2 separate regions of the Homo sapiens genome follow, and region 1 is linked to region 2. The links are chromatin contacts, found by Hi-C or POLR2A ChIA-PET in ENCODE. All regions are on one chromosome and are shown on one strand. The core of a region is the stretch at or near the end of the contact, and the rest is flanking DNA. Distances in the headings are between cores, read along the strand shown.

Region 1 (6,460 bases), core at 3,961-6,460, 99 kb after region 2:
ATTTATTTATTTATTTTTTTGAGATGTAGTCTTGCTCTGTCACCCAGGCTGGAGTGCAGTGGCACAATCTCGGCTCACTGCAAGCTCTGCCTCCCAGGTTGACGCCATTCTCCTGCCTCAGCCTCCCGAGTAGCTGGGACTACAGGCGCCCGCCACCACGCCCGGCTAATTTTTTGTATTTTTAGTAGAGATAGGGTTTCACCTTATTAGCCAGGATGGTCTCGATCTCCCGACCTCATGATCCGCCCGCCTCGGTCTCCCAAAGTGCTGGGATTACAGGCGTGAGCCACCACGCCCAGCCTAATTTTATTTATTAATTTATTTGAGATGGAGTCTCACTCTGTCACCCAGGCTGGAGTGCAGTGGTGCGATCTTGGCTCACTGCAACCTCCACCTCCCAGGTTCAAGCGATTCTCCTGCCTCAGCCTCCTGAGTAGCTGGGACTATAGGTGCGTGCCACCACGCCTGGCTAATTTTTGTATTTTTAGTAGAGATGGGGTTTCACCATCGTGATCAGCCTGACAGGCTGGTCATGAACTCCTGACCTTAAGTGATTCACCTGCCTCAGCCTCCCAAATCTGCTGGGATTACAGGCATGAGCCACCGCACCCAGCCATATTATTTCTGTATTTTCATTTGGCTTACCTGTCAACTTGACACTTTTTTGTTTTTTTAGGCTAGTCAGGTGAAGCAATGTGAGTAAGATCACCTGTCTTGATTATAACTTGTGTGTTCAGTGTTTGTCATTCATCCCTCCCTGTCTCTAGCCTTCAGTTCAGGGCATGATTTGGAGCAAATGTTCAGTATCTGTTTAACAAGAACAATCATGAGAAATACTTACTCACTACTTGTGTTTATGAAACATTATGTGCCAGGCACTGGGCTGAGCAATCCACACAGGTCAACTCGGTTAATCCTCATGACAACCCCTGAGATAAGTACTTATACCACCCTCGGTGTACACAGGAGGAAACTGAGGCTCAGGGAGTTTTTCTTTAAAAATTTTTTCTTTTTTTTTTCCTTGAGACAGGTCTTACTTTGTCACCCAGGCTGGAGTGCAGTGGTGTGATCTTGGCTCACTGCAGCCTCTTGGGCTCCAGCGATCCTCCCACCTCAGCCCCTCAAGTAGTTGGGGAGTACAGGTGTGCACCACCATGCCCAGCTAATTTTTTGTAGGGATGGGGTCTTGCCATGTTATCCAGGCTGGTCTTGAACTCCTGGGCTCAAGCGATCCTCCCTCCTTGGCCTCCCAAAGTGCTGGTATTACAAGTGTGAACCACCACACCTGGCCTTAAATTTTATTTATATATTTATTTTTGTAGAGACGAGGTCTCACTATGTTTCCCAGGCTGGCCTCGAACTCCTGGACTCAAGTGATCCTCTTGCCTCAGCCTCCAGAGTAGCTAGAATTACAGGCGTCTGCCACTGCACTTGGCTCAGGGAGTTTAAGTCACATAATCAGGCAGCGGTCTGCTCAGTTAGAGTCCATGCGCTTAGCCATGGTGCCTTCAAGTGACTCCACCAGGGTCACCCCAGTACTTCCTGGGCAGACCAGACCATCCAGAGCGGGCAGGTTGTGCTTTCCTGCATGGTGGGAGAGGACGTGGCATGAAGCTTTGTGTAAATCTGTGCAGCCTCTGCCATTGTAAATCACTGGCCACCGGGACAGACTCCCCCACCCCCTTCCAAAAACTAGAGGAACAGATGGGTGGAGTCGCATCCTTCCTCTGCAGGCATTTGGCCACCCACTCCCATTATGGAGCATTTCCTCAGGACCAGGCACAGCGTGGAGCCCTTTGCATAGCTCACTGAATTGGGGCAGCAACCCTGGGGCTGGGGACTACCATTATCTCCACCAGCCCAGCAAAGAGGGGAGGAGGGTACAGCCGAGACCCAGCTGCAGTATGTGGAGCACACTGGGGTGCCGTGAAGATAGCTGTCCAGCCTCTAGAGGCTGACAGTCCTGCCCTGACACAGTGGTTTGTTCTCAGACTCTGGCCTCCCCTCTTAGTGCCCGTCTGAAGACTTCAGCCTTCGGTCCTCTTCCATCAGCATGCCGTCTCCCCTGTGCCTCAGTCTCCCTCTCTGGAGTATCTGCTGGGGCCACAGTTTGGTTTTATTGTTCTTTGAGACAGGGTATCACTTTGTTGCCCAGGCTGGAGTGCAATGGTGCAGTCATGGCTCACTGCAGCCTTGACCTCCTGGGCTCAAGCCATCCTCTCACCTCAGCCTCCCGCAACTCCAGTATCTGGACTACATGTAAATGCCACCATTCCCAGCTAATTTTTTTTTTTTTTTTTAGATAGAGTCTCACTCTTGTCACCCAGGCTGGAGTGCAATGGTGCCATCTTGGCTCACTGCAACATCCGCCTCCCAGGTTCAAGCCATTCTCCTGCCTCAGCCTCCCAAGTAGCTGGGATTACAGGCACCTACCATCATGCACGGCTGTTTTTTGTATTTTTAGTAGAGACAGGGTTTCACTATGTTGGCCAGGCTGGTCTTGAACTCCTGACCTCAGGTGATCTGCCTGCCTCGGACTCCCAAAGTGCTGGGATTACAGGCGTGAGCCACCACGCCCAGCCTTCCTGGCTAATTTAAAAATTTTTCAGAGACGAGGGTTTTGCCTAGGCTGGACTCACTATGTTGCCTAGGCTGATCTCGAACCACTGGCCTTAAGTGATCCTCCCACCTCAGCCTCCCAAAGTACTGGGATTACAGGCATGAGCCGCTGCACATCGCCACAGTTTGATTTTAGTATCCACTTTAAGGTGCAGTTAGTTCTTCCCAGCTCCTCTTTTCCCTATCTCATACAGTGTAGTCACTTCCCTTTCTCCCACTTCTCACCTTCCTAGATTTTGTTTTTCTCTCTCTTACCAAGTTTTGAGTATGTAATACGTCCCAGATCGGTGCTGAACCCCTGGTGTGAGTTAACTTAGCAACTTTTCACGTGGTGTTCTGCAGCCTTCTTACAGATAAGGAAATTCAGAGAGGTGAAGTGTTTTTGCAGAGAGCCACACAATGAGCTAAGAAATTAGAACCCAGGGCAGTTGAACTCCAGAGCCAGGGAACTTAACAGCCCATTCATGCATTCACTCAGGAATTCCCTCTTGAGTGCCTGCTGTGAAGGCAACCTGGACGCTGTCTCTGCCTTCCTGGGATTGTGGTGTGTGTGGGAGACAGACACGAAACAAAGCAATCTTCTAGGTCAGTGTCTGGCTATGCTGGGTACTCAGAAGGGGGAAGCACTGTGCTGCAAGAGGCCGGCTGTTTCCTCCTCACAAGGGGAGGCCTGCAGTGACATTGCCAGGCCTGAATCTGCCCTGCCATTGGGAGTGTAATTTCCTCACGACTACAAATGCAAATAAATACACACACTGAACATGCTACCCCGCTAGAACTGTGGACAGCTTGTTCACTGCAGTTAAAGGAAGACGGAGGGACACATTTGAGCACGCATGTGTGAGATCCAGCTTGTGGCAAACCCTGCCATTCTTTAACATCTGTGGGAAGTGAAGCCACCATTACTGACCTCGGAGGAATCCCGGGAGTAGTGGGAAGAAAAGTTGCAGATGTTTGAAAATCAGGCTGCAGGGGCAGTTGGGGTGAGGAGCATGGATGTCTAGGAGCCTGAATCTCAGCGTTGGAAGCCCAGTTCTGATGTAATTTTTTTTTTTTTTTTTTTTTTTGAGACAGGGTCTCACTTTGTCCCCCAGGCTGGAGTGCAGTGGCACAGTCTCAGCTCACTACAGCCTCATCCTTCCAGGTTCAAGCAGTCCTCCTGCCTCAGCCTCCCAAGTAGCTGGGACCACAGGCATGTGTCACCATGCCTTTCTAATGTTTGTATTTTTTTGTGGAGACAGGGTTTCTCACTGTTGCCCAGGCTGGTCTCAAACTCCTGAGCTCATGTGATCCTCCTGCCTTGGCCTTCCAAAGTGCTAGGATTACAGGCGTAAGCCACTGCCCAGCATCCCCACCTTTTTTTTTTTTTTTTTAAATTTGTGGTTTGGTGCAGGTTATTTTACCTCCCCAGGCCTCGGTTTCCTCATCTACTCAAGGGCAATGGCAGATAATCAACCTCACAAATTCCCCGAGGAGTTAGTAGGCTTGTGCCTGCCAGGCTCAGCTGGCTTACAGCAGGTGCTTCATAAGGGGGAGCTATTGCAACGCCTCGGCTGGTTCTAGGCTGCCTAGCTCCAGAGCTAAGAGTCCCAGTGGGTTCATATCCCTTTGAGCATTTATAGGCTTCTCACAGGTCTCCTGGGCTTTCTCAGCCATTCCTCATCTGACCTGAGGAGGTGTGATGTCCTTGCAGGACTCCTCCAGCCCCTCTGAGCTTTTTTTTTTGTTTGAGACAGCATGTTGCTCTGTTGCCCAGGCTGGAGTGCAGTGGTGTGATCATGGCTTACTGCAGCCTCCACCTCCTGGGGTCAAGCGATTCTCCCACCTCAGCCTTCCAAGTAGCTGGGACTATAGGTGTATGTTACCATGCTTGAGTAATTTTTAAAATTTTTTGTAGAGATGTGATCTCAGGCTGGTCTTGAACTCCTGGGCTCACCTGGGCTCAAGTAATCCTTGAGCCCAAAGTGTTGGGATTACAGATATGAGCCACCTTGCCAGGCCCTGAGCTCCTTCTGTCTTCCATGAAGGACACACTATTCCTTGCCTTTTGTCTTTTTTTGTGTGTGTGGCAGGGTCTCTGTTGCCCAGGCTGGGATGTGTTGGTGCAATCTGGGCTTATTGCAACCTCCGCTTCCCGGATTCAAGTGATTCTCCTGCCTCAGCCTCTTGAGTAGCTGGGATTACAGGTGTGCGCAACCACGCCCAGCTAATTTTTGTATTTTTGGTAGACATGGGGTTTCACCATGTTGGCCAGGCTGGTCTCAGCCTCCCGAAGTGTTGGGATTACAGGCATAAGCCACTGTGCCTGGCCACTTTTTGTCTTTTGCATGTTCTATACACCTTGCCGAGAATGTGCTTTCCCTGCCTCCTGGTTATCCCTCAGGTTTCAGCTCTAACATCACTTCCCCAGGGAAGCCTTACCCTCGCTTTCTTCTGCTATAGGATAATATGAACCACCATCATTGTTACTTGTTTAGTGTCTGCCCTCCCTGCTAGGCAGCAAGGACAGATATCTTGCCTGTCTTAGGTCCCCAGAACCCAGCACAGGGCTTGGAACATGTCAGGTGCTCAAATATTTGTTGAATGAGTCAGTCTGGGCTCGCAGAGGGAGCTGGGACCAGAGTAGAGTGGACACTGAAGCGTATGTAGCAGTTTGCCAGGCGATAGGGAAAGAGACCTTCTTGTAAAGCAAGCAGAGATGAGAGGGAGAAATGAGAATTGCTAAGATTGTTTTGAGCATTTGTTAGGTGGCTTACAGATGCTTTGCTGAACATTTTATTCATGTGATCTTGTTTAAGCCTCTCATTTCCATGAGGGGTTCTCCATTTTTATAGACAAGGAAGGGGACACGTGGAGAGGGGAAGTTACTTTGCCATATCACCCTCTAAGGGATTTTTTTTTTTTTTTTTTTTTTTGAGATGGAGTCTCACTGTCACCAGGCTAGAGTGCTATGGCGCAATCTCGGCTCACTGCAACCCCCACCTCCCGGGTTCAAGTGATTCTCTTGCCTCAGCCTCCTGAGTAGCTGGGACTACAGGCATGTGCCACCACATCCGGCTAATTTTTCTATTTTTAGTGGGTACAGGGTTTCGCCATGTTGGCCACATTGATCTCGAACTCCTGACCTCAAGTGAGATTCGCCTGCCTCTGCCTCCTAAAGGCAGTAAGGGAATTGAACCTAGGCAGTCTGACTCTTAAGAGCTCAAAGACTTAAGCTCTGTCCTGAGTAGCTTCGCTGGTGTATGGTATAGGGATCAGAAGAGAGCTGGTCTGTATGCCTAGAGGGCATCCTGCAGTGGGCATGTGTGTCTGTGGTCACAGTGGGAGAGAGAGAGGAGGGGGCATCTGTGGCCAGAATGGGGAGGCCTCGAATGCCAGGATGAAGAGTTTGGGCCTATGGTAATGAGAATAGTAATAGCTACCAGTTATTGACTTGCCAGCCACTTGATTGAGTCATTTAACCTCACAACAGTCCTATGGGATAGGTGTTAACTGTTTTCATCCCAGTTTTTCAGATGGGGAAACTGAGACACAGAAGTTGTAGTCAGTTATCCAAAGTGTCGCAGTGAGAAAGTGCTGGAGTTGGGGCTCAGACCCTGTGAGTCAGGCCCCAGAGTTCACTGGGGCCACATGCTCAACCACCATGCCGCCTGCCTGCCGCCGGGGCTGAGCCAGCGGAAACCTGGGTGCTGCTTCTGATGCAGGTGGTCTCCTCTGCTCTCTTCCCCAGCACCCCCCCAGGCAGCAGCAGCAGTTTTCATCTCTGGATGACAAGCCCCAGTTCCCAGGGGCCTCGGCGGAGTTTATAGATAAGTTGGAATTCATCCAGCCCAACGTCATC
Region 2 (6,427 bases), core at 1,360-3,859:
ATATGTTTTAACATGATTTTAACAAACTGCACTTATTAAGAAATGTGTTTGCCCTGTTTTGTTTGGTTTCGTTTTGTTTTCTTTGAATAAATGACATGGCACCTCCTAGCAGGAAGGAAGCAGGGTTGAAACCCTGAAGTGTTACTGCAGTTGGCCGTTAATTGGGGTGGGGGCCTCTTTAAAGGGAAATTATTTACTCATTCATTAAACAACTTAACTGAGGGATTCATGTGCCTGGCCCCGATTTTGGTGCTAAAAATGCACGCTTAAACAAGGGTCCCTGGTTTAAAATCCACTAGTTCATTTTTAAAGTGCTTCTCTTGTTCTCTACCTCTCACAGTCTAAAATCCCTCCAGGAGTTTTTGAGTAAAGGACATGGAACAGGCCTCTAGGTGGAGGGATGGGTGGGACTGATGGGGCAGAGACCAGGGCTGGTTTGTTTGGCATCATCACTGGGCATCCACAGACCACCTGCCTCAGGCCTGGCCTGTGTGCAGCACGGAGGACAGTTCCTGCCTGTTCTGTGTTTGGGGCTCATGGGGATTCCAGGAGCTTCATGTTTCAGCCAGTGTGTGTGAGCCACCTGCTGTGTTCTTCAGCTGTCCTGGACAGTGCTGGGGACATAGTATGGCCACGGCAGTCCTGGACCCCGTTCTCACAGAGCTCCCACTCCAGAGAGAACAAAGACCTGCCAGCACCAAGTGGTCAGCTGTGAGAGCCTGGGGTGGTGTGCAGGGAGGGCTTCCTGGAGGAGTGAGCCAGGGTAAAAGACTCCAGATTGCATCCCCATGGCCCATCTTCCCCTTCCTTAGCAACCTTATGTCTTCGTTCCCTCATACATGCTGTGTTCCTGGCTCCTTGTGAGAGACAATGCTGGGCCACAGGAGAAGCCAATTCAGCCCCAATCTTCCCTGGTGGGAGCTCAGAGCCTTGTGAAGGGGAGATGGGCAACAAAAACAAGGGAGGGAAACTGACTAGTCTCAGAATCTCGGGTAGGGCATCAGAACGTGAGAAGGAACCAAGGTTGGTGGCTAAAAGGGACCCTAGAATGCGCCAGAGAGGAGGTGGCAGGGCCTTTAGTCTGGAAAGTCCCCTTCCCTTCATGTCCATATGCTGGGCTACAGCGCCCTCTGCTGGCCTCTCCTGGTAATGCCTAGGAATCTGGGTTGGTAAATAGGGACCTCCTTGGCTTTCTTCCACAACTCCAGACCTCAAGGGAATGCAAATGGGGAAGCTCTTCCTCTGTTCTCAGCCAGTTTTTCTCACACGTCTCATCTCCAGTCCCTTGATGCCCACTCCCTTCAGAATAAAGGAGGTCAAGCCACTTACTATGGCTTATGAGGCCCTGCATGGCCTAGCACCTGGTAACATCGCTGGCGCCCTCTCTTTCTGCTCCCCCTTTGAATATCAAATCAGTGTTTATTTTGTTCTGAGGAGCCATAAGTCCTTTTTGGAACCCACAAATGATGCCATGAACCACTGCATTGGAGAATACAGAGGTACATGGAATTTTGCATAAAAATTCATGAGGTTCTCAAAACCTCCACAGCCCAATCATGGCTTTCAAGTTAGAGCTCCTTTCCTATGCCCTGACCGTAGTGAAGTGCTTGCAGCAACCAGAACCGTCCGTACGTGCCATCCTCCTCAAGACTCTTCCCTACCTTCCTCTTAACCCAGCTCCTACTCGTTCTTCAGGTCTTAGCTTGAGGGTACCCTCCCAGAAAGAAGGCTTCCTTGACCCTCCAGCCTGGGGTGGACAGCTCCCTCAGCCCTCTGGATCCATCAAAGCCCTGGCCACTGAGTGACATGTCTGTCTACTCTGCTGGTAACACCTAAATAGAGCCCCACCCATCCCATAGGGAAATAAGGACCAGAGTTGTCTTGTTTCACACCTGTAGATTTCCTCCAGGTCCTGGGAACACAAAATGGGAAGTTCTATCTCACTATCCATCTCATGCCAGCCAGAGACAGGGTATGATGACGGAAGTAAGCCAGGCTGGTGGCTCACGCGCGTAATCCCAGCATTTTGAGAGGCTGAAGCGGGAGGATTGCTTGAGGCCAGGAGTTGGGGACTAGCCTGGGCAACAAAGTGGGACCCCTGGCTCTACAAAAAAATTTTAAAAATTAGCCGGGCGCGGTTGTGCGCGCCTGTAGTCCCAAGTACTCCAAAGGCTGAGGCAGGAGGATCACTTGAGCACAGGAATGTGAGGTTACTTGAACTGTGATCGCGCCACTGCATTCGTCTAGGCGACAAAGCGAGACCCTGTCTCAAAAAAAAAAAAAAAAAAAAGAGTCAAGGCTTAGTAATATTCCTGAATTCCTGAAGGAGTTAAGAAAGGAAAAGGACAAGCGGGGGTCTAAACGAGAGCACGAACCCTCAGCGTATGACGGCTCCAGGCTCCGGGGGAAAGTCCTTTAGCCATCCATCCCAAAATTAAGCACGCTGGGAGCTGGAGTCACAGCAGTGATAAAACGAACAATGATTCTGGTTCCTACTGACTGACAGGAGAGGTTTAAGGGTCTCTCACTCTCCGGGGAGCCCCTTTCCTTCCTGGCTGCGGAGGGCGGAGCCCGAGAGAGGCACGCATGCGCAATGCAACGTCTGCCTTAGGCCCGGAACTTCGGTGCCTGGGCGCAGCGGTGCACCCGGACCCGGAACATTCTCAGGCGAAAGTGTCTCTTGCGTGCGTGGGCCGGAGGTTAGTGTGCGGGGCCCGCCGGGCGGTTGAAAAGTCCGAGAGAATCAGGATGGAGGCCGTGGCGACGGCGACGGCGGCGAAGGAACCCGATAAGGGTGAGATCTTGGTCACGCGCAGGCGGCGGGTGGGTGCGGTTGCGGTGTCTCTAGGAAATGATTCCCCCAGGAACGCGAAGTAGGACTCGTTTTAGGGGGACACCCACCCCCCTCAGCTTTACCGGTCCTCTTCACTACTTTGCCCAGATTATTCCCTCCCTTGTCGCGGGCTGACCTTCTTTTCCTCCATTCCTTCCCCCCGAAATTAACCTCTTCCCAGTTCCAGACCAATCCTTTCCATGTCCCTAATTCATTTCCTTACCAGGCTAACTCTCAAATTAACAGAAACCTCTCTACCCCGGCCTAATTCCTGCATTGCCTCAGACCAGCCCTTCTCAAATTACCTCCTTCCCTGTACCAAGCTGAGCCTTCCCTTGCTCTCTAGACGAATCCTCCTACCTTTCCAGGCTAAACTTCTACCTGCCTCATGCAAACTTATCCCAATCTAACGATTCCTTCATTTCATTGTAACTCCCGTTTCCCCCAAAGTCCGAAATCCAGCCAGGCTCCTTTCAAAGTCCTTACTCAATTTCTGTGCTTTCCCACAACCTTCAAAGTAATCCGACGTCGGGTGAGGTGTGATTGGAAGCGTGGCTCCAACACCACTGGCCAAGAATTGGTAATTGTGGAAGCCAGATGGAGATGATTGGTATATGGAGGTAGGGGGAGAATTGTCGTTGTACTTTCTACTTTTGTGTATGTTTGAAATTTTCTAAAAATAAAAAATTTAACCTAAAAAAAGTCTTAAGGCCGGGTGCAGTGGCTCCCGCTTGTAATCCCAACACTTTGGGAGGCCAAGGCAGGAGAGTTGCTTGAGCCCAAGAGTTTGAGACCAGCCTGGGCAAGAGAGAGAAACCTGATCTCTATAAACATTTAAAAATTAGCCAGGCCTGGTGGCTAGGGAGTAGCTAGGACAAGCTACTCAGGAGACTAAGGTGGGAGTGTCACTCGAATCCTTTGAGATTGCAGTGACCTAAGATTATTACACCACTGCACTCCAGCCTCTGCAGCAGAGTGAGACTTGAGCCCAGGAGTTTGAGACCAGCACTGGCAACATAGCCAGACCCCATCTCTACAAAAAATTTAAAAATTAAGGCCGGGCCCGGTGGCTTACACCTGTAATCGCAGCACTTTGGAAGGCGGAGGCAGGAAGATCACCTCAGGTCAGGAGTTGGAGACCAGCCTAGCCAACATAGCGAAACCCCATCTCTACTAAAAATACAAATATTAGCCAGGCGTCGTGGTATGTGCCTGTAATCCCAGCTACTCGGGAGGCTGAGGCACCAACTGGAATCACTTGAACCCGGGAGGCGGAGGTTGCAGTGAGCAGAGATCGCACCACTGTACTCCAGTCTGGGTAACAGAGCAAAACTCTGTCTCAAAAAAAAAAAAATTAGCCAGGTTTGATGGTGCATTCCTGTGGTCCCGGCTACTCAGGAGTCTGAGGCGGGAGGATCACTTGAGCCCAGGAGGTCAAAGCTGCAGTGAGCTGTGTTTGCACTATTGCATTGCAGTCTGAGCAACAGAGCAAGACCCTGTTTCAAAAAAAAGAAAAAAAATTTGTCTCTTGGCCCCATCTGTCTCCTTCAGAGAGTCATGTATACTTGGTCTTCATTTCCTCGTCTCCTGCTCACGACTGTCTGACTTTTCTCCTAAGAAACTGCTCTGATTAGGGTCTGCACTGACTTCCCCCATGTTGTTCAATTCAGTCCCCCCATTCAGGTTTTTGTTTGTTTGTTTGTTTTTTGAGAGAGTCTCACTCTGTTGCCCAGGCTGGAGTGCAGTGGCATGATCTCAGCTCACTGCAACCTCCACCTCCCAGGTTCAAGTGATTCCCGTGCCTCAGCCTCCCAAGTAGCTGGGATCACAGGTGCCCGCCACTATGCCTGTCTAATTTTGTATATTTTTAGTAGAGATGGGGTTTCACCATGTTGGCCAGGCTGGCCTCGAACTTCTGACCTCAAGAGATCCTCCTGCCTCAGCCTCCCATAGTGCTGGGATTACAGGTGTGAGCCACCACACTTGGCCCATTCAGGTTTTTTTTCTTACTAGACTGGACTAGAATTAAATGCTGTTGATCCTTCCATCCTTTTTGCATGTTTTCCTTTGGCTTCAGCGACACCACAGTGCCTGATTTCCTGCCTGTCTCTCAGGCTGCTCCTTCTCAGCCTGACTTTGTTTCCCAGGGGTGCTGTAACAAAGTACTACAAACTGCATGGCTTCAAACAACAGAACTTTATTCTCTCATAGTTCTCAAGGCCAGAAGGCTGAAGTCAGTGTTGCTGAACTGAAATCCAGGTGTCTGCAGGGTCGTGCTTCCCCACAGGCTCTGGGAGAAAACCCATTTCTTGCCTCTTCCAGCCAGTGGTGGTTTCTGGAATTCCTTGGCATGTGGCTACATCACTCCAATCTCTGCTTCCCCTTTTGACGTTGCCTTCTTTTTTTTTAAGACGGAGTCTCGCTCTGTTGACCAGGCTGGAGTACGTGATCTCGGTTCACTGCAACCTCTGCCTCCGGAGTTCAAACAATTCTCCTACCTCAGCCTCCTGAGTACCTGGGACTACAGGAGTGCGCCACCACACCTGGCTAATTTTTTGTATTTTTGGTAGAGCGCCATGTTGGCCAAGCTGGTCTTGAGCTCCTGACCTGAAGTGATTCTCTCACCTTGGCCTCCCAAAGTGCTGGGATTACAGGGGTGAGCCATTGCAACCGGCCTCTTTTTTTTTAAGATAACAGTAATGGGCTCCAGGGATTACGATGTAGCTATCTTTTGCACAGCCAGTTTTTAGCTTCAGAGGCATGTCCTCCCCGCATCTGTGCAGTGCTTTTTCCTGGACCCTCTTGTCATCCCTCTCCCACTCCCCTGTGCCCTCCCCAGTCCCTACCTCTCATTTCTCTTGGCTTTGGTTCTTGTCTTGATTCTGATGACACCCACAGCTCTGTCTCCAGCCCAACATTTCTCTCCTGAGGAGTCTGGAGGCCCGTGTAGCAGCAGTCGGACCATTCCCCTGGATGCCTCCCTTACTTCCAGCACGTCAGCCCTGTGGCTCCTCCACTCAGCCTCCTGACATCTTTCTGATTCGCTCACTCATGATCCTGTTCCTTCCTCCACAGCCCCTGCCCTTGTCCAGCTCAGTCTTCAGCTGCATCAGTGATTTAAATCCTCCCTGATACACACAACACATGTATGTCACCTGTGACTTCTTTCCTCCCCAACCCAGCCACGCTGCTTAAAGTTGTCTCTATATTCTGTTTTCACGTATTTCCTGCTTGCCGCAGGCTTGCTCCCTCCACTCTTGGGAAACAAGTCTCACCAAGGTTTGCCCAGCGCTCCGCTTTCCTGTTTTCTTTCCATTTTTTTGAGACAGAGTCTTCACTCTGTCACCCAGGCTGGAGTGCAATGGCTGATCTCGGCTCACTGCAACCTCTGCCTCATGGGTTCAAGCGATTCTTGTGCCTCTGCTTCCTGAGTAGCAGGGATTACAGGTGCCCACCACCATGCCCAGCTGATTTTTGTATTTTTAATAGAGAGAGGGTTTCACCATGTTGGCCAGGCTGGTCTTGAATTTGTGGCCTCAAGTGATCTGCCCACCTCGGCCTCCCAAAGTGCTGGATTACAGGCATGAGCCATGG

What was found. Hi-C counts contacts between places; a loop is a spot of excess contacts on that map. ChIA-PET counts read pairs that join two places held with the same protein, here RNA polymerase II (POLR2A). Pooled maps may share reads with other maps.
Region 1: a pooled map of psoas muscle shows a loop between it and region 2 (1.9-fold over the local background). The contact joins the enhancer-like site here to the promoter of CCDC97 in region 2. A Hi-C loop is called at or near these places in 8 of 168 maps with a recorded cell type or tissue (ascending aorta, cardiac septum, heart left ventricle and 2 more), 1 of 37 single-sample maps with no recorded cell type and 14 of 50 pooled maps. POLR2A ChIA-PET finds 5 or more read pairs at or near these places in 9 of 52 experiments (A549, CD4-positive, alpha-beta memory T cell, Caco-2 and 5 more).

Annotation. Positions count from the first base shown.
Region 1 is chr19:41,404,288-41,410,747 of GRCh38, forward strand. It overlaps BCKDHA (branched chain keto acid dehydrogenase E1 subunit alpha), which reads left to right. Exons shown (of 9, transcript NM_000709.4): 2 at 6,350-6,460. Among named protein-coding and RNA genes, the nearest start is that of BCKDHA, 9.7 kb to the left of the region's middle. RefSeq lists enhancers at 2,284-3,238, 3,239-4,194, 5,504-5,553. Within about 2 kb of position 5,211, at least 18 of the 41 ENCODE cell types and tissues checked have a DNase peak (open chromatin) inside an H3K27ac peak, as active enhancers do; they include ascending aorta, heart left ventricle, heart right ventricle and 1 more, where a contact is called at or near this core.
Region 2 is chr19:41,307,563-41,313,989 of GRCh38, forward strand. It overlaps CCDC97 (coiled-coil domain containing 97), which reads left to right and starts at 2,610. Exons shown (of 5, transcript NM_052848.3): 1 at 2,610-2,794. The coding sequence starts at 2,749. It overlaps LOC105372401 (a long non-coding RNA gene), which reads right to left and starts at 2,487. Exons shown (of 2, transcript XR_935968.4): 1 at 2,376-2,487; 2 at 1-2,263. HNRNPUL1 (heterogeneous nuclear ribonucleoprotein U like 1) reads left to right here. Exons shown (of 15, transcript NM_007040.6): 15 at 1-225. RefSeq lists enhancers at 1,203-1,382, 2,656-2,945.